Linked DNA regions of Mus musculus: region 1 is linked to region 2. Evidence: chromatin loops called from intact Hi-C (ENCODE). Cell type or tissue: heart. All regions are shown on one strand. Each heading gives the region's core, and the rest is flanking DNA. Links, peaks and the distances in the headings are about the cores only.

The links. A loop is a pair of places that touch in the nucleus more often than their neighbours do. Peaks named below come from ENCODE experiments on the same cell type or tissue, not always from the same donor. Only the 100,000 strongest peaks of a DNase experiment are listed, where the experiment ranks them.
Region 1: a loop joins it to region 2, with 2.4 times the contacts of the local background. A loop is called at or near these places in 2 of 42 quality-filtered maps.

Annotation. Positions count from the first base shown.
Region 1 is chr11:58,840,797-58,850,764 of GRCm38, forward strand. Gm12258 (predicted gene 12258) reads left to right here and starts at 6,366. Exons shown (of 5, transcript NM_001372581.1): 1 at 6,366-6,463; 2 at 7,850-7,906. The coding sequence starts at 7,892. It overlaps Olfr311 (olfactory receptor 311), which reads left to right and starts at 320. Exons shown (of 1, transcript NM_146537.2): 1 at 320-1,246. The coding sequence starts at 320. The coding sequence ends at 1,246. In heart, for the core only: no CTCF peak of the experiment used is centred there; a DNase peak (open chromatin) is centred at 6,325; H3K4me3 peaks cover 1,465 bases; H3K27ac peaks cover 755 bases.
Region 2 is chr11:58,899,599-58,909,566 of GRCm38, forward strand. Zfp39 (zinc finger protein 39) reads right to left here and starts at 4,627. Exons shown (of 5, transcript NM_011758.2): 1 at 4,517-4,627; 2 at 3,145-3,309; 3 at 967-1,093. The coding sequence starts at 4,519. It overlaps Gm12257 (a long non-coding RNA gene), which reads left to right and starts at 4,748. Exons shown (of 4, transcript XR_879896.2): 1 at 4,748-4,917; 2 at 5,691-5,897; 3 at 6,309-7,057; 4 at 7,199-7,474. In heart, for the core only: a CTCF peak has its summit at 4,511; DNase peaks (open chromatin) are centred at 4,603, 5,463 and 5,873; H3K4me3 peaks cover 2,054 bases; H3K27ac peaks cover 1,233 bases.

The DNA.
Region 1 (9,968 bases), core at 1,349-9,348, 58 kb before region 2:
ATGTCTCCTATTCCTTTTACAGCTCCCCAATTCACTCTCCTCCACTTCTCTTCTCCTTTCTCTTTCTTGTTCTTCCCTCTCTCTGCCTCCCTCTATTTGCTTTCAGCCTTCCTATGCCTCCCTTATCCAAGCTCCCTGGGCTTAATTCATTCTCCCCAATTCCACTCACATAGTCTGCTTCATCGACTTAGTTTTCTGATAAAAGCCATACATCCATAGTCAACCTGGACCTGCACACACATGTCCTGAGCCTGCCTATTATTTTTGTCCCCTCCCTCAGCTGTGTGCGGCACTGCATCTGAACACAATCTGAGCAGACATGGCCAATCACACAAGAGTGACTCACTTCATCCTCAGGGGCTTCTCAGATGTCCCACAGCTGAGATTGGTGCTCATCCCATTTTTCTTGCTCTTTTACACTTTCGGCATCCTGGGGAACTTCTCCATCATCACGGCTGTGATAAGAGACAGTCGGCTCCACTCTCCCATGTACTTCTTCCTGAAGAATCTGTCTTTCCTGGACATTTGCTACACCTCAGCCACCATCCCCAAGGCAGTGGTGATATCCCTCACAGGCTCAGGGGTCATCTCCTATCAAGAGTGTGTAGCACAGCTCTACATGTTTATCACACTGTGTGGTACTGAATGCTTTCTGCTCACGGCCATGGCTTATGACCGGTGCCTGGCCATCCTCAGACCACTGATCTATGGAACCATCATGAGCCACAAATATTGTTCTGCATTGGTGGTCACTGCCTGGGTGGGTGGGGCTATCTACTCAGCCTTCCATACATTTAACACCTTCTCCCTCCCCTACTGTGGACCCAATGTTGTTGATCACTTCTTCTGTGACATGCCACCAGTCATGAGACTGTCCTGCACTGATTACCATCTCAATGAGGAGGTGGGCTTTGCTGTCATTGGCTGCATTATCATGAGCTCCTTCGCCCTCACAGTGGTCTCCTATATTGGCATTGTGGCCACAGTTCTTCACATCCCCTCAGTAGAAGGCAGGTGGAAAGCCTTTTCTACCTGCTCCTCTCACCTGACCACGGTCATCTTGTTTTATGGAACTGGAAGCTTTGTGTATCTGAGGCCTGCCTCTCAGTACTCCCCGACCCTGGATCCCCTGGCATCTATTTTCTACTCTGTAGTCACACCATCTCTTAATCCAGTTATCTATTGTCTGAGGAACAAAGATATGAAGTTTGCTCTACAGAAACTTTACTGTGGGAGAAAGTATTGAGACATTGAAGCCTACAGTGTGTGGCTCTGAAGGCTGTTGTTGGGTCCAAGTGTTTCATTCACAAGCACCCTTTTCCCCTCCTGGGACCCTTGACATTGCTCATAAAACCAGTACCAGAGCATGCCAGAAGCCACCACAGTCCCTGCAGTGACATTTTATCTCCAATGTATTCTATACCTTCTTTGGACCTCCATTGGCACCTAGACCCATGTGCACTTACCTACATATAGATTATGATATACATAGAAACGTTAAAAAAAATGAGTCTCAGCTCAGAATATTCTAAAATAACCAAAATGAATGACTTACATCACATGAAAAATTTATACCTAGATAGATTCTTGAGATAGAAATATGAGGAAAAAAATTGTCAGCCACCAGAGTTGTCTGATCTATATTCAGTTGACGAACCTATTTGCTAGATCGTGTTCAACTGACCTGCTTTCTAGATACCCAGTTTTATACTACATGGTGGCCTAGACAGTCACTCTCTCCTTCTCGTCTCTGTTTGCAGAACCTGGATTTGTACACAAGGAGATGTCCAGCCAGCTGGGGCTGATTGGCACCCTCATCCCAGGCTCTGGAGCTATGGCAGAACTCTCAGGAGCACTGTGTGTACTGAGTGAGTGGCAAGTCCCCTTGTGGAACAGACTTGCTCTCCATAACCACATCCTGTGTCTCTGCCTCTCTTTTGCTGTGAATACCATACACCTGTTGGATTTCCACTGGAGGTCTTTGCCGACCCAGAAGAGGGAGTGTCCTATGTCAGTGCTAAGCCTTGTCACCACGATTCTCAGATGTGCCTTGTGGGTTTTGCACACTTCAGGAACAGCCATTCTCACTGCCAATCTCACTGTCTCCCAACAGGCTCACCAATGTGATTTTTTTCCTCATAGATATTTGTCTCCTGGCTCTGGGCTTTGCCTTTGGGTGTATGTATTTATAGTTGGAATCTGTCCTTCTGTTTTCAGTGAAATACTTCAATTCCTTTCTAATTAAAAATTCACTCAAATCAGCCTTTTCCCATACACTGCTAGGATTGCTCTTTTGCTGTTGTTTTTGGTTTAATTCTCTTTTCCTTAATTTATTTTTATTTTATGAGAATGTGTGTTTTGCCTCCATACGTGTCCATGCACTATTTTTTGCCTTGGGTCAGTGGAGATCAGAAGACAGCCTCAGTTCCTGGAGATGAAGTTACAGATGCTTGTGACGCTCCGTGTAAGTGCTGCAAATCAATCTACCCTCCTTTGGGAGAGCAGCTGATGCTCTCGCCCATCTCTCTGGGCTCTTGGTTCTCATTATAACACAGGACTTCAAATATCCCAGGAGCCTCAAACTCAGTATGTAGTCAAGAATGAACTTGAACTTTTTTCCTGCTTCAGCTTTCAAAGTGTGGTGCTCATTGGGAGGACTCACAAGAGTGTCCTGCTCAGAAGGAAGGCTGGGTTCTGATTCTTAATTTGTGACAATCATGGCACTCCAGATCAGGATCTTCGGTTCTTTATTATAGTTTGTTTCTCAAAACTGAAAATAGTGTTGGACACTGAATCTCAACTCAAACATCTAAAATCTTACATTTAAAATAAATGAAAATTAACTTTCTTCTCATACGAGATTTGACCATAATTTGTGATGTTAAATAACCATAGTGTGTGGCCATTTCCCTGTCTTAGATTGCTATCACATTATACAGAAATAAACATGCTTTCCCAGGTAGTCAATCTGACAGAATCAAATCGACATGGAGAATGTGAAGGCACACAATTCATTACTAGTGCTTCCTGGTTGGTGATGTTTTCTCTAATTTGGAGGAAGTGGGATGGATATTCTCTTATGTGTCTGTATTACACACAAAGTGGCCCTAGAGTGTTGTTTTAAAATTGGCCTAAGTTATTTTTTTAAGAAAAGAAGCATTTTGAAAACTCAAGAACACGTATAACTGATGTGCTAAAAGAAAAGAACAAAAGAAAAAATGGAAGACAAAAGGAGAAGTGGAAAATCATTATGAAACATTTACAAATATGATAGTTAAACCTAATTTGGTCAATAATTATTTTAAGTATAAATTATCGAAATAGACTGTTAAAAGACAGAGTAGCTGTACAATATTGATCATGCCCTTAATCCTAGCATTTTGGAGGCAAGGACAGGTAGACCTCTGTGAATTTGGGATTTAGCCTGGTCTAATAGTATGTTCTAGGGCACCCAGGACTACAGAATAATACCCTGCCATATATATATATTAGTTTTTCAAAGATGCAATTATTTTCTATCTATCCATTTAAATAAATATATAAATACACACAAACTAAAAGTTGAGGAATTGAGGAATGTGTGGGCTCGCAAGAAGGCTCAGATGGTAAATACCTCCATCCACCGATACACACACTCACACACATGCAAACATGCATTCACTCATGCATGCACACCATACACACATACATGCCAACCAGAAAAACAGCAGAAACACAGTGAGACACTATCAGACTCACTTTTCGAGAAAAAACATACAAGGATACAGATTCTCCCATGATCACATCTGATGTCATTTGTTGTCCTTGTTTTTCTTCGCTTATGTGGTCTAGAGGAACATATCAACTTAGACCCATTCCTTATCAAATCCCTGCCCCAGAAGCAAACATTGAGATTGTCTCAATGCTTAAAGAACCATATCTCAGGTAGACATACAAACTTTCTACCTCAAATAAGCCACAAGAAGCTTTGTTCTAACTAGCCTACTCACTGCCTTCCCCCTTGGAGAAGTGGCCCCCACCTTTCAATGATACATTTTGTATCACAATTTTATGAATGGATAAGATGGCTAGGATACAGGCAGGTTGTTTAGATTGTAGATCCATGTGTCATGACCCTGAAACTAAGATGTATTTTGAGCATTCTTTTTGTACCTCTACTCCTACCCTTCCCAGGCTTGGGTACAGATCCTTGCATTCCCATTGAACCTTGTCACACATGGACTATGAGGTGATCTGATAATGTAAGGATGGTGCTCAGAATGTGAAGTGGATCACAGAAGCCCACAAGGGCTGTGCCTGGTCCTGCACCACGGCTCAAACACTAGAAACAGCCTGTTCCATGTGGAGACATCTGTCACTCTGAGGGAAAGTTCTACAGAACTGCATCTTCATTCACTAGTGTCTTAGTCAGGGTTTCCATGACTGTGAAGAGACACCAGGACCATGGCAATGCTTTTAGAGGAAAACATTTCATTGAGGCTCATTTACACTTTTCAGAGGTTTAGTCCATTATCATCATGGTGGAAAGCATGGCGGCATGCAGGTAGACATGGTGCTGGAGAAGAAGCTGAGCATTTTCCATCTTGCTCCTCAGACAGGAAAAGGAGACTGCCACACTAGGCCTAGCTTGAGCATAGGAGACCACAAAGCCCATCTCCACAGTGACATACTTCCTCCAACAAGGTCACACCTACTCTAATAAGGACCCAAGAGTGCCACTCCCCATGGCCAAGCATTCACACACACTAGTCGATGTGCGCCATTCCTGTTCATACCACTGCTACTAGAAACACTGTCTTCAGACAGGAAAAAGAAGGGAAGACAGGGTTCAGCAGCAGGTGAGCTCCCTTCTCTTACACTCTTTTGATCAAATCCATAATTATTTCACTTTATAAAAATGAACATATTCCCAGCTCCCACATGGCAGCCCTCAACCATCTGTTAAGTCAGACATCTCTTCTCACCTCCAAGGCTTGTGCACTACACAGTGTGCATACACATACAAGTAAATACTTTTTAAAATAATTGTTAAAATTAGGCAAAACATTTTGCCTACATGTAAGCTGAAATGGATGCAGGACATAGACATGTTTAATGAAAACACTGGAACTGGACATCTCTATGCACAAGCAAGGAAGGCCAGACTCAGAAGAACAAATGTTGCATGATTTCTCTCGGAAGTGAAAACTCGGTTTTATTTGTGTGCTTTGTGTCAGAGTACAGTGTGTGTGTGTGTGTGTGTGTGTGTGTGTGTGTGTGTGTTTATGAAAGACAGATAGCACTGGATTCTCTGGAAGTGCCATTATATTAGCTTTTAAGCTCTCCCATGTAGATTCTGGGCTGGTCGTCTGAAGGCTCAGCAAGTGTTTCTAGGTATTGAAAATAGAGGGAAATGTTTACAAAGAGTAACAGAAGTTTGTCAAGAGAAAAGCAGAACAAATAAGAGAAATGGGGGTGATGTGACTTTGTTCAAATATATTATATCTGAATGAAACTGCTATGGAGATACTTTGAACAACAAATAAACTTTAAGGTATATGTTATAAGAAAGAATACAGTGGATATTACCTTTTTGAGGAAAAGTTCTATATGGTTTTATGTGTATGATATAAAATATAAACTGGCCAAATTGGGGCTAAGTGTGTATGCTAATGGGAAAACTTTAATATCATCAAATCCCAGGAAAATGCAAATTAAAACCACAATAAGATGCCACTTGTATGAGTGATCCTATCAGAACAGTAACAGAAAAGTTGACATTGTTGTTGAGAATGTGTGTAGATGAGAAACATAAAATGGATGGATGGATGGATGGATGGATAGATGGATGGATGGATGTCTGTTATGGAAGATGTGAAGGTTCCTCAAAAAGATTAAAATGCAACTACTGTAACAACCAACACTTCCAATTCTGAACATATAATTAAAAGGGTCCAGGTCAGTGTGCTATTGATTTCTGCATGTAATAGTTATTGTAGGACTATTCATAGGAGTCAAGGTATGGAAATTATTCATCCATAGGTGTAGGGGGAAAATGTGACTATCCACAATAAAATGCATACCAAAAATAGGAAACTCTGTCACTTTGGACAACACAGATTAACCTGAAGGAGCTCATACTAAGTGGAATAGCCAGATAAAGAAACCTGCTTAATGATGTCACCGAATGAAATGGATAAAGTCGAAGTTACAGAATAAAGTGGTAATTAGAACCCGCCAGTCAGCCTTGTTTTACCAACGATTGGTTAGGTGTACTGTCACTCAAAGGATTCTATCCAATCATAACTAAGGGTCTGGATCTGCCCAATCAGGCTCATGCTCCGCAGTGGGGTGTGTTATCCCGATTTGTCTTGGGCTCCGCCATCCTTGTTGCTTCCGGTTTCCGCCGAGGTCCGCCCCTGGCTATTTGGTTCTACGCTGTATTTCGGTGAAAGGCACCGGGAGGCTGACATCTGGCACCGAGGTGAGTGCAGCTTCTGGGGAATCGGCAGGAGCAGGCTGCGGTCGGCCCTTATCCCCTCGGCTGTTATGCGTGCAGACAGTGCGAGGCTGGGAACCTGCGCGGGTCTGAGCTTACCGCCTGTCTCTCTCCATGAAGCTGTGCTCAGCCTGGTCCTGCCCCAGGGCCCCCTAATTGGGCCCTGATTCCTGCATCCATCTCCTGTGGCTCCTGAACTTACCTCTCCCTCCACCGGGTGATCAAGTGTGTGTCCCCACGCTGCAGTTCATAAGGACTTTGCACACTGTCACTGTCATCTTTTATTGTGAGGGCTTCATCAGAGAGGAAGGCAGGCATTTGAGAAGTCAGTCCTTTGACCAATTGACGAGGGTTGGAGAAGCTGGGGGGCGGGGTGGGGGGGGCTGAGAAGGAAGCGATAGCTGGAACCCTACCTAGGTGAGGGGCTTCTGACTTTTGGGGTGCTAATCAGCTGGACCACAGTTAACACAGACATAGCCATTACTGCGTACTTGCTTCATCATCAAGAGCATCTCTACTCCTCCGTGGCAGTGGGGACCTGTTGTGTCTGGAGGGAAAAGCTATGACACAGCAATAGCTCATGGAGGAACACATCTGTCTTCCTGTGGTTTCAGCTCCTTTGGAGCCTATGGTAGTTTTACTTCGAGTGTTCAGAAGAGCCTTACTACTCTTTTTTTTAAAACGGCGTAGAGGCAAACTGTAGAAAAAGTGGTCGACTCAGCCAGTTCCCCTGAGAAAACTCGTTTTAAAAACTGTACAGGTCACATCTATTGTAGCTGCACTGATGAGAGCAAGGGAATTTGTGGGAGGGAGCTACACCAAGGCCTGACAGCTGGGAGACCAGCCATGGCGAAGCATCACTCCTGAAGTCCTGCAGTAAATACACACTCAGTGTTCAGTTTTTCTGATGTAGTCTTGGGAGAAAACCATCCTGATTGGATGAGACATTTTTCCTACAAAATTTAAATATGTCAAACTAGTTTTCTGAGTGTTACTCAGTATGCTAATGGTGTAGTAAGTACCATGTGTGTTTGTACTAAACTGTACCTCACTGACAGGAAGCTAAGCAGTGTGGCTTAAGTATTTTTCTATAGTTTAATTTCCGTGACTCAGTAATGTTCATTAAACACCCATCCTTAAAACATTGCATGATTTATTTCAGAATAACTAAGTTGTTCTGAAATGACAAGCAGCAAATATTTCCATCACCCTGTGCATAACTGATGATTCTCCACCGTTTAATAAAATGAATGGTACTCCTTCAGCAATATTGTGGCAGTTTTTGTTGTCTTGTAGCTTTTCACCCTTGGTGACTGTCTTTGCACACTGGAATTATCTAGTGAGTTGTTCTCTGTTGGCCTTCTCTTCCAGCTGTGGTTTGATGGTCCTCTCAGATCTGAAAGAGTTAAGACAATGGATACATCTGAGGTACGTTGTATAGTTATGTCTTGTTTTACATTGTGTCTTAGGACTTTTGACAATTGGAAGGGAAGAATAAAGTTAATGTAAGATAGAGACCTGCAGATGATAGCACTGGATATGTTGACAGAGCCACATTTTGGAGAACGATAGAGTCACATGCAGATGGGTCTCTGTTTCCCCTGACATGGTGACACAGATCTGTCTTAGGGTTTAGGTTGACTCAAAGAGAAGGTGCCAACTTGACATGTTCTGTGACGTCTAAGTAGGCTCCATGGACGTGCGTGATGTGGCTGGAGCTTCATTCCCAGCCTGGAGACAAACACAGCATTCCACAGTGTCAGTTCACGAGTGCTGGGACTCAGAGCTGTTTAAAGGACTTTCCTTTGCTGGTTAAAGTTGTATAGTTCCAGACAGCTTCTGGGAGACGCCGCCTATGTCAGATGAGGCCCAGAATATATGGAGACATTGTCCTGCAGGGCCTCCATTTCTTCCCCTGCATTTTTCTCTGCTTGTGTGTATATGCAGATCGTGACAGTGTCCATGCATGTTTTAGTAATAACTTGTCTTTACCGTTTACATTTTTTTTCCTACTCACTGGACTCTTGGTTCAGATTCTCAACACCTCATCACAGTTGAATGAGAACACTTCTCTGCCAGCTGCCTTACTTAACGTCTTCCGCCATGCTGCAAAGTTCCGCCCGTCGTCTTCTCTCCCCCCCACCCCCCCAAGGTCTGCGTTTTGGTTTCTGCCCGGGAGTGACTGCTGCTTTCTTCACCTCTGTTCTGACTTCTTTTTCTCCTTATCATAGCTTAGCTTATGCCTTTGTTCCACTCAGTTCCCCCACTCATTCCATCTGAGAGGGCTTCTGGGGTCCAGCACTTTGGTTGGAGTTTGGTAACTATGTCTCTGTAGTGTTGACCCCTCGATCAGCTTTCAGATCATATGTTGATCTGCAAAGTCAAGCCCCCCCTTGTCAAAACAGAAATCACATCCTCCAGTGGTTCCTTGGATATGGTCTTAGTACCAGCCTACCTGTGTCCTTGATGACTGCACTGAAAGGGGGATTGTTTTTTCTGGACCCTTCTCTTTTACTCCCTTCCCAGCTTTCCCTCCTCTGCTCCCTGAGGTCTAACGTTATTTGCTGCAATCCAGCTGGCTTTGTTTGTTGTTCATTCTTGAGCCAGTGGCAGCCTGTGATGAGTGAATGGGGAGGGAGCATGGTTGCCTAGAGACAAATGGGTACTTTCTTACTCACATTGGAACTTCCCATCTCTACCAGACTGGAAGGGAAGGTCTGTTTCCTCACTGGTGATGCCCAGTGCTGATGAGCCATACTGCCAACAGGCAGGCATGGTGAAGGACTTGAGATGAGAAAACAGAAGGCAGTGGGTCACCATTTAATTATAGAGTCATGAGAACGCTCCACAGAGCATAAGGGAAACAGAAGCACAGATCTGAACAGTGTACATAGCTTGTTCATGAATTCCACTTCACTGCTTCCATGGAGTTTGTAGGTCATGCAAAATCTATTCCTTGCTCAAAAGTGTCTGGACATAATTTTTTTAAACACAGGAAACATGAACAAGTAAATTTCAGCCCCTCCATGGTTGGGACAAGATTCTCTACAGGCTCAACAAGTTCCCTGCCGTTTCCCATAGACAGAAGCCAGAGTCTAGGAATCAGCAGGCAGAGGCGAGAAGAGTACCGTGCACTCTTGCCTGCACTGGCCCAACCTACACAGTAGTTCAGGCTCATAGTCAGTAGCTTAGAAGGAACACTGGACTCAAAACTTGAGACCAAACACACTTGGGAACAGGAGGGTTGACACGCTGTCTGGATGGTAGAAAGAGATAAAGGTAATTGTGTCTCCTATTAAATGTCATCAGAGGACTCTATACGTAAAGTACTTAGCAGTGTGGCCTTTTTAAAGACATGGCCTCACTATGGAACCCTAGTTGGCCTGGACCTTGCACTGTAAACCATGCTGGTCTTGAACTCACAAACCACTTACCTCTGCTTCCCAGATGCTGGGCATACATGTGTGCACCACCACACCCAGCTGCTGGG
Region 2 (9,968 bases), core at 900-8,899:
GCAGCTGGAATATTCCAGAAACCATGAGCAACAAGCACTAATGAGGACACAAAGAAAGACACATTATCCTTCACTGTTGCTGGAAATATAAAATCACTACCATGAAAAACTGTATAAAAGTTCCTTTAAAAACTAGAAATAGAACCACCTTTATGGTTCGGCTATCACTGAATATATTAAAAGAAAATGAAATCAGTAGTTTGAAAGGTCATGAGTTCAAGGTAATATTGAGCTATATGAGCTCTTGTCTTTTTAAATATATATATATTTAATATATATATATTTATTTATGGGCTGGAGAGATGGCTCAGTGGTTAAGAGCACTCATTGCTCTTCCAAAGGACCTGAGTTCAATTCCCAGCAAACACGTGGCAACTCCCAACAGTCTGGTGCTATCTTCTGTTATATATGCAGACAAAGTACCCATATACATAAAATATATAAATAAATAAATCTTTTTGTTAAAAAAATGTATAAGGGAATATTATTTACTAACAAGCCCAAACTTATCTCGGGTTGGAACTGAAGGACGTTTTTGCTAAGTTAACTAAGTCAGGCATGGAAGGACAAACATTGCACATCCTTGTTTATATGTGGAAGACAAACTGGCACTCACAGAAATAGAAGCAAGAGCGGGTGACAATGCCGATGAGAGTGTGTGAGGGAGGGACAGAGAGAAGACGGTTGATGCACGCAGGGGTGCAGCTGGATAGCCCTGTAACTTTCAGTTTTCTACAGCACAGAAGCATGACCATGCTTAAAATGATCCCGTGCCACAAAATAGCTAATAGAGGATTTAAATGCTTGCAATATAAAGATGTGAGATGTCTGCATAGACCTGCCAATTTCTGGAGGTAGGTTTATACACACACACACACACAATGTGTAGCTAAACAAACTTCAGATGTGGTTACTGTTCTTACTAACAAAGGAAGTGTTTGTAATACTGCTGGGGACTTCACTCACCCAAGGACTCCAGGCTGCTGTAGGTCTCCAGCATCACGTCCCTGTAGAGCTTCCTCTGACTGTCATCCAGGTCCTGCCACTCATCCCAGGTGAAGTCCACAGACACATCCTCAAATGACACCAACCCCTGTAATGAGACATTTCTCCTCAACTCAAAATTTTGAGCCTAGCAAAAGACAAGACCCTGTCTACAAAACTCAAACATCCTCAGAAAGAGCCACATCTCTGAGCACCAGCACCATATAAGATGTGCCAACCAAGTTAAATGTCAAGAGAAAGATGAGGGTTCTGATGTCCTTATCATTTAGAAGTAAAAACACCTGAGACTCTCCAGTAAAGCATTTCCAATAGAAATCTTAATGAATTAAAACTGTACAAATATTAAACTCCACATGTGAAAATATTTATAAAAGGTGAGGGATATTCTAAAAAAAAATCAGTAAAGAGAGTACCATATTCATGGAATATAACTTTATAATCATAAAGACACTGACTCTCTGGAGATAAATAAACTAATTTGGTGCAATGGAAGCATCAAATTCATAAATGTATCTCAGAATTCTTATAGAGAACTGAAGAAGCAAAAATAGGGTGTGATTAGTTCTGGCTCTGTTTGCCCCAGTGCAGGTCCCTCCCTGCATTGGCAGCTCTGGGTTTCTATAATATACACTACATTTTCTGTTCTGCAGGATCCAGATAGCAGCTGACTCAGTGCCTGCCAAGGCTCCTCCCAGCTTGCTTATACAGGCAACCTCCCTGAGGTGTCCTCACACAGTGCAGTGAGTGAGGAAGATCTCCCTCCCTCTTCTTTTAAAGGCCATTAGTCCCATCAGGTCAGGGATTAGCATCCTTTTAACCAGTTACCTTCAATGAGCCCTATCTTAGATAAAGTGGCATTTGCTTTTAGTGGTCAGCCTGGCCATATAAATCTGTCCACAGCAAGCTTGCCATCCCTACCTCTGATGGAAAAAGTCAAATACCTACTTGTAGTCAATCCAAATGATCGGATTTACAATCTCCCACTTAGCTTGGCTTGACCAAAGAGCGTGTGCATGGGGACCACAGGAGAGGCTCAGATACAACTCCTCAGAGCCGCCTTCCCTCACACCAGGGAATCCCCAGCCTCCTTGCTCAGGGCCTCAGATCCCAGATCCCCCTCTTTAAATACCCATTGGTCCAGCAGATGGGGTCCTGGAGTAAGGACAGTGGGAGGTCAGTACCTGCCGCTCCACTTTCAGATGCCCCCTCTGTGGACTTCGTTCTTCTAACTATAGCAGTGGAGACACTAACACACATCTGAGTGTGTAGGGCTCATTCTGAGGAAATCTGTAATGACGTAAACGACAAAAACACAATCCCTACCTCCTCCTACGCAAGTGCAGGCCCCCCTGAGCCAAGAGGGAATCTGAAGAGGCCACATCTGACAACCCCAAAACAAACCATATAGTCTAGTCTTCCACAATCAAGACGTAACATCTTTCTTAAGATTTGGATTTTTTTTTAATATTTTTGAATATTCTGCTTTTGATATCAACTACTGGAATTGTTCAGCTTCATTTCTGGACTGTTCCTTTGTGTAGAGAAACACAGTTGATTTTATTTCTGACCCCTGTTATTTTGCTCAACTTTTTCATGGGTCCTATTTGTAATGAACGGAGTGCCAGCTCATCTCCAAACGCATGCGGTTATGACCCTCTTCCTTCCAATTTACATGACCCTTAGTCGTGCTGCCTAGGCTGCTGCCAAAGGTTGTGGAAAGTACCTCTAGGACAGTGACAACAGAGGCGGTGAGGATGGAGATGTCTTATTTCTAGTCTCAGGAAATAGAAATGCTGATTATTTTAATCAAGTGTGACATTAATTACAAGCACAATGTTGTATCTCTCCATCACATACAGAGGTCTAAGGACAAATTGTGGGACCTGGTTCTTTCCTCTCACCATAAGGGTCCTGGAGATCTAACTCAGGTCGTCAGGACTGAGTCCTTTACCCACTGATCCATCTGGACGGCACTCTTGTGGATTTTCAATTGTTGATTGCTATGGTGTGTTACACTAAATCATGTTTAAATAAAGAGTACATTGCATACTTATAATTTCATACCACTGTTTCTAGATAAGGCAAGGGAATAAGGAAGATAACACGCACATACATGACCTTCTCTAGTTCCCCATTTACCTTTACTGGTGCCTTGTGTTTTCTTGCTCTATTCCGCTGGGTCCGTCTCCAGTAACTGTAGGTGACTGGCCTCTTCTTGTAGCTTCTCTTACGCTTTCTAGTTTCAAGACATCGACTGGGGAGTTGACTCAAGGAGTTCTCCACACTGTCAGGCTGCAAGTTCCTCTATAAAGCAATGTTGGAGATGCCATGTGAGTGACTTAGAGCCACCTCTGTGCCGGACACACTGCAACCACACATGAACTAAAGCAAAATTCAAAGGAACAACACCCCACTCTCGTCTCCAGCAAAGGAGTCACTGTCATCTTGTGCTCTTGGCAAATGCAGTGCCCCCAGTACACAATTCAAACTTTCTGCTGTCATAAAAGTAAATGCTGGAAAATGCTTCAAAACAATTGTTAGACAATATCACAACACACCAAGTACTGACACAAGCTTTGCTATACCATTTACAGTATTTATAAAAACTTAAGTTTCTTCCTTCCACATGACATAGTATTAGAAAGACACTTCCAAGAGTATCAACTTGAAACTTATAGATTCCGTGGTATATAATGTAAATTATAGCTACAGACCAGTCAAAGAGGCAGGAATTCTGACTTGTTCTACTAACTGTTTTGAGTTCTATTTGAGATTTTACGATGTTAGGGGAAATGGGGATTTTAAATGGAGTTTGAAATTTTTCTGTGCCCCATTGTAAAGAAGGGCACAGATTCTTTTGATACCCACAGCCACACTTAGGACTAACTTCCTACAACTCTGCCCCACCAGTAATGCAGGGGTTAATCTACTCATGAGGCCAGAGTCATTGGAATGTCACCTTTGGAACGGCCCTCACACAGCCAAGAGTGTGTTTTTAATGTAGGCAGCAGTCAATCCCATCGAGCTGACAGTTGGTTACCAAGTACATACACTTCACAAATAGGTGTCTCCAGAGCCATAGGGAGCAGATACATCATTACGGCAAAGGACGTGAATCCAGTGTGGAAGAGAGAGACGCTGCACGTGCTCTCTCACTACACTCTCCACACAAGCCAGTACAGTAAGAGCCTTGCTGATAATGCGGAGGCCAGGAGATGCCCCAGCCCAGGCTCACGCCACACCTCAGGCTGCTCCAGCATCCAGGGCTGTCACTGCTTGACAGTGAGACACCGGACACAGCAGCTGTGGCACCGGAGTCTGGACCAAGAGAAGAGTGCGGCTGAGGACAAGTGTCCCTGCAGAGTCAGGGAGTGTGGCGGCTCAGCCACGTCAAGACCTAGGGAGACAGCCTGTGGGCTCAGCCCTGCATAGGCCTCGCAGAGCCGAACCGCCTGCACAGGGCAAAGCGGAGGAAACCGGAACCCTGCCGGTTCCTGCGGGCAGCACTCACCATGGCGCCCCCGTCCGCCTCCGGCAGCTGACTGGCCTGAGGCACCCGGACACCCCAGCTCAACTGACCGATCAAATGTAAAGATGGCGCGAGACAAAGCCCCCGCGAACTAGCGAACCCGCCAAGGCCCGCCCCTGTGCCCGGGCTGCGCTCCTGATTGGACCGCCCCTCAGTCCCCGCCCCATCATCGTGCCTTGATTGGCCACAGATAGCACCAATCGATGACTTGAGAAAGGCAGACTACCCCAAAAAGTGGCTGCTGCGAAATATTTTCAGTTTTGTTTTGTATTTTGTTTTTCAAGACAAACCCACGCTGGCCTCGAACTCATGGCAGTCCCTCTGCCTGGGCTCCAAAGCGCTGAGATTACATGAGTTGACCGCTATGCTCCCCTTGTCCGAAGGTAAAGCTCACTCCAGGTGGATGACGAGATTAGCATTTAGTTCATTATGTGAATTATGTCATGTGAATTATGAACTGTACATAGGAATATATTATTCACAAATGTAAAGAAAACGATGACAATTATTTTTAAATTTCAAATAACGTTTTCTTGTGTATGTATGTGTGTGTGTGTGTGTGTGTGTGTGTGTGTGTGTTTTGTCTTTGATCTTTGGCCCCAGAACTTTTGAATAGAGAAGCTGACAGAAATCAAATAGAAACTATCTGTTAACGAGAATGTCAAGTACAAATAAAATGTGACACACATTGTCATTTAAATTTTCCTGGAATTCACATTGAAAAATTAATCTGACTGTATTAATAGGAAATATAAGCCCCTCAAAGAGCACCCAGTGGCCAGGCCCTGCCCCTGAGGCCCTCCAACCACTAGGCTCCACCTACAAAACGTTCTATAGGCCAAAACTGCAGGTTAAGCTCCGCCCCATAAGAAAAAAAAAAAAAACCCTTAAGCTCAGAACTTCAAATCTCACCAACCCCTGAGCTTGCCCCAAGATCCGGACTTCAAATCCCACCAATCCTCATCCTGGAAAGCTCTGTGCCCGCCCCCTTCCCCAAGAAACCCCTTAAAAAGTCCACCTCCAGCTCCGTTGCTCCTTGCTACTTCTTTCCAGAGCAGAGGCAGCTACCTACTTGTGTTTTGTCCGAATAAATCTCTTGTTGTGAGGTTTGTTGTGTGGTGTGACTTTGTGCTGTTCTTTGGCTCCCATCTGCCAGGACACTTTTCCCCTCGGAACTGTAACATTTATGGTGTCCTGACCTGAAGAGGCTCCTCCTCCTGTCTGTGCACCCCCTTGGGGTCTGAGCCATATTGGGACCCATCCTTCACCTCCAGTCCATCTGCAGCAGACTGGCGTTCTGACTCACGGATAGCTCAGCGCCTCCCCTCTCAGCCCCCCAGGCCCCATCCACCAGCGGCATTAGGTAAATTTCCCATTCGGTCAGTTCAAACACTTCCCTGAGTCTGCGGAAGTGGCTATTGAGTTATTTGGCGCCCCTCTGGTACTCTTGGAGGCAGAGGTACCCCCCCACACCCCCAGCCACGGTCTTTGAGGCTACGGCTGGCTCTCTTCACCTGCCCCCTCCTCCTGAGAGCTACAATCTTGCAGTGTTTAGGCCCACAGGAGCTATTGGGCCCCTTCCTGTCTTCTTTCCCTACCTTTCCTTCAGAGCTGATCATAAATACACAGCCCCTCTAGGGCCTCGTAGCTTTTGTGACCCTGCTTCTGATTCTTCCCTGTGGATGAGACAACTCCCCTCCCCTCCCTCTAGAGTTTAGTTCTCATCCTCACCTTTGGGCTGCTACAACAGCCCTGGTACTAAGTCTCTCCTCAGGTTTCGCCAGGCTAAGCCCCTGGCCCCTGTTGGATGTGCTGACAACCCACTTAACGACTTGGTCCTCCTGGCTTGTGTCTTCCTCTGGTCCTCCCTGAATCCTGGGGATGCTTGTGACTACAGACTACGGTGACATTTTTCCTTCCTACCCCCTCTCTTATCCATGGGAGCAGTATCGTTCGTACCCTCTCATTCCCCCTCAGCACCCGAACTGAAAAGCCCTAAACTTGTGCACCTTTGCAGTAAAACTTGACCTCGATACCCTATCTATAATCTATCAAAATGGTCACCTGATAGCACCCCAGATGCCGATATTATTCGATATCCACAACTGCTGTGAGCAATCAAGGAAATAGAGAGAGAGATTCTCTCTGTCCAAGATTTCTCTCGCCTCCACTCCAAGCCTTCTCTCTGTTCTTCCGGTTCCCCAACTCAGCTCCTTCTAGCTATGAAGTCTGGACAAGATGATGCCTTAACTACTTTTGATGCAGCTAATGTGCCTGCCCGCAATCAGTCTCTACCCACAGCTCCCTCTCCTTCATCCCTTTCGGTTTCCCTTTCTCCTCTCCCAGTGACAGGTCATTTGGGGCAGTGGGCTGCTCACAGACAGCCTGGTCTCCAAAGGTCTGGAACCCAGGAACCCTATGGGTGGTGATTTCTACCTACATGGGACAGAAGATGTTCGATCATGTCTCCTGCGCCCCTGGCTCCCGTAGAAGTTACCGCCCCAGCAACCCCACTCATGAGAGGTGTGTGGCCATCAGTCACATAGGAACAGCACCAAGCCTTCCCACGTGCAAATAAGTTTCCCCCAAACTTCAGTCCAAGCCAATGAGAGGTACCTATGGTCGAACCCTGAATCACCCCCAACTGTATATAAATTTATCCAGGGAATTAAAGGTGTGCTGCAACACTTGGGAAGAGATCTGCTCTCCGGAAGTGCTGCCTGAGGTTCCAACGCACTCCTCACTGGATATTCGGCTTCTCATCGGTCCAGCCTGACCTGACTCAGTGCAGGGCGGCTCGGGGTTACTGAGTGGCCTGGAGGCATGGCTGAGACTTCGTCTCCCTGCCTGCACTTGCTTCCCTTCGCCAGAACCCTCGCACCAGGCCTGGCCAGAGGTCTCCATTGAAAACCTCTGGTGGTGCTGGTGAGATGGCTCAGTGGGTAAGAGCACCTGTCTGCTCTTCCGAAGGTCCGAAGTTCAAATCCCAGCAACCACATGGTGGCTCACAACCATCCGTAACAAGATCTGACTCCCTCTTCTGGTGTGTCTGAAGTCAGCTACAGTGTACCTACATATAATAAGTAAATCAATAAATAAAATTTAAAAAAAAAAAAAAAACCTCTGGTACTCAGGCCCACAAGGTCACCCAAATCAACCTTTCCTGGCACCACTTTCAGGCCACCAGCAGCCCCAAGTCCTCCCGCTGCTCGTTCCTGCTCCACCACGGCACTCCCTCTATGTTCATCTTCCCACCCTAACCTGGCCACAGTTCTCCTTCCAGGGTGAGGTCGCCAGGGTTGTACCCATCCCTTTCTTAAGTGATCTCTCAGAAAAGAGGCTTGGGTCTTATACTACTAACTCTTCCACTTTGATTAAAGACTTCCACTATATCACCCAATTTTACAGTCTCACCTTCGAAGACATTCACAATATTCTGACCAGCAGCCCTCTCCTTGAAGAGCTTAGGCAAGTCTGGGAACCGGCTACTGCTCGACAAAAGCCATCAAACTAACACTAACCACCCAAATGGGGCTGGGGCCAGTTCCTGACCAGAATCCCAAATAAAACTATAACACTCCAGGGGGCATTTGAGCTAGAGGGCAGTTTATAACTTGCCTCCTGGCTGGTCTCCATAAGGCTATCCTAAAAGGGGTAAATTCTGAGAAAACCCAAGAAGTCATCCAGCACTAACACAAACGCCCACCTCAATTCCTGGACCGCCTTACAGAGGACCTCCTACAATACACAAATCTGGACCCTGAGACCCCCAGTGGGGAACTACTCCTTATGACCTACTTCTCTCAGAGTTTCCCTGACATTAGGGACAAACTTAAAAACCTAGACTCATAGCCGGGCGTGGTGGCACACGCCTTTAATCCCAGCACTTGGGAGGCAGAGGCAGGCGGATTTCTGAGTTCGAGGCCAACCTGGTCTACAAAGTGAGCTCCAGGACAGCCAGAGCTATAAAGAGAAACCCTGTCTCGAAAAACCAAAAAAAAAAAACAAAAAACAAAAACAAAAACAAAAACAAAACAAAACAAAAAAAACCTAGACTCCACAGACAGAAGTTTTAGCCATGCCCTTTAAGGTGTACCACAAGAAAAAAAATTTTTTTAAAGCCCCAAAACAAAACTACCTGAGGGCAGCTAAGGCCTTTCAGCCAGCCATAGCAGCTGCCTCCTCACTTTCAAAAGCCCGGAAACCTCCAGGTCCCTGTTTCAAATGTGGTGAGAAAGGTCAAGGGGCCTAGGCCTGCCTGAGCTCTTGTAAACCACCTTGACCATGGCCAAGGTGCCATTAAAAGGGATATTGGGCTGTTGACTGCCCCCATGTCCCTCACATCATGAGGACATCAGGTCTAAATCGCCCTCTAGCTGACCTCTTAGACCTGATGAAGGAGGAGGCCTGGACTCCCTTGGCTGAATCACCATCATCTTCTGCAGGAAGCCCCGGGTAGTCATCATAGAATTAGGGCAACACATCTCCTTCCTCCTGGACACCAGGGTCACCTACTCAGTCCTGAGTTTGGGGAACCCACCTCTCTTGCTCTCCTATTGTCAGGGTTAGAAGGAAAGTCTTACTAACCTCTCCAAACCCCACCACTTAGTTGTATCTTTAAGGGGTAGTCCCCTTACCCACTCCTTCCTAGTGGTACCAACCTGTTCTGCCTCCTTACTGGGAAGAGACCTCTAAGCCAAAGTCGGAGCCTCTAGTTTCTTCCCTCCCAATGCACCTGACCCCAGACTTGCCTCTTCTTCCTCCTCCTCTTCCTCTTCCTCCTCCTCCTCTGCTTTCTCCTCCTCTAAACCACACAGCCTGACACACCTTTTCCCTTATCAACTTCTCAGATGGATCCCTGGAGATGGAGCACCCAAAACCCCTTTATAGCCAAACATCCAAAGCCCACTGATTATATCACCTAGGCTATATACCTTCCCTCTCCCTCTCCCTCTCCCTCTCCCTCTCCCTCTCCCTCTCCCTCTCCCTCTCCCTCTCCCTCTCCCTCTCCCTCTTCCTCACCTACTCCCTCTCCCTCCAAAGCCTTATGGGGCTTAAGCCACTCATCTCTGACCTCTTGAGAATCCTCTGGGTCCCACTTCTTCCCTCTTCAGCCCCCCCCCATATGAGAATGGCCAGTCTCAATAAAGATGACTTCAGTCCCCATGTCCCCATCCAGTCCCTGCCATAAGTCTTAAGAGGCCAGTTGGCAGGTCAGGACAGAGTCCCTCCAAGCACCACCAGCACTCTCAGGAATCCATTTCACAGCTCCTTAAATCTGTGTTCCCTCTGCTCCCTCCATACCTGCATCTCATTACTCTTAGGTGTGAGGCAATGACTCAAACCTAGAAGCCAGGCCCACGCTAGCTTTTGATGAGTGTTGATGGATGGGCACTCTGACACTCTGGGTTAAGCTCAGCAAGAGCTGAGAAAG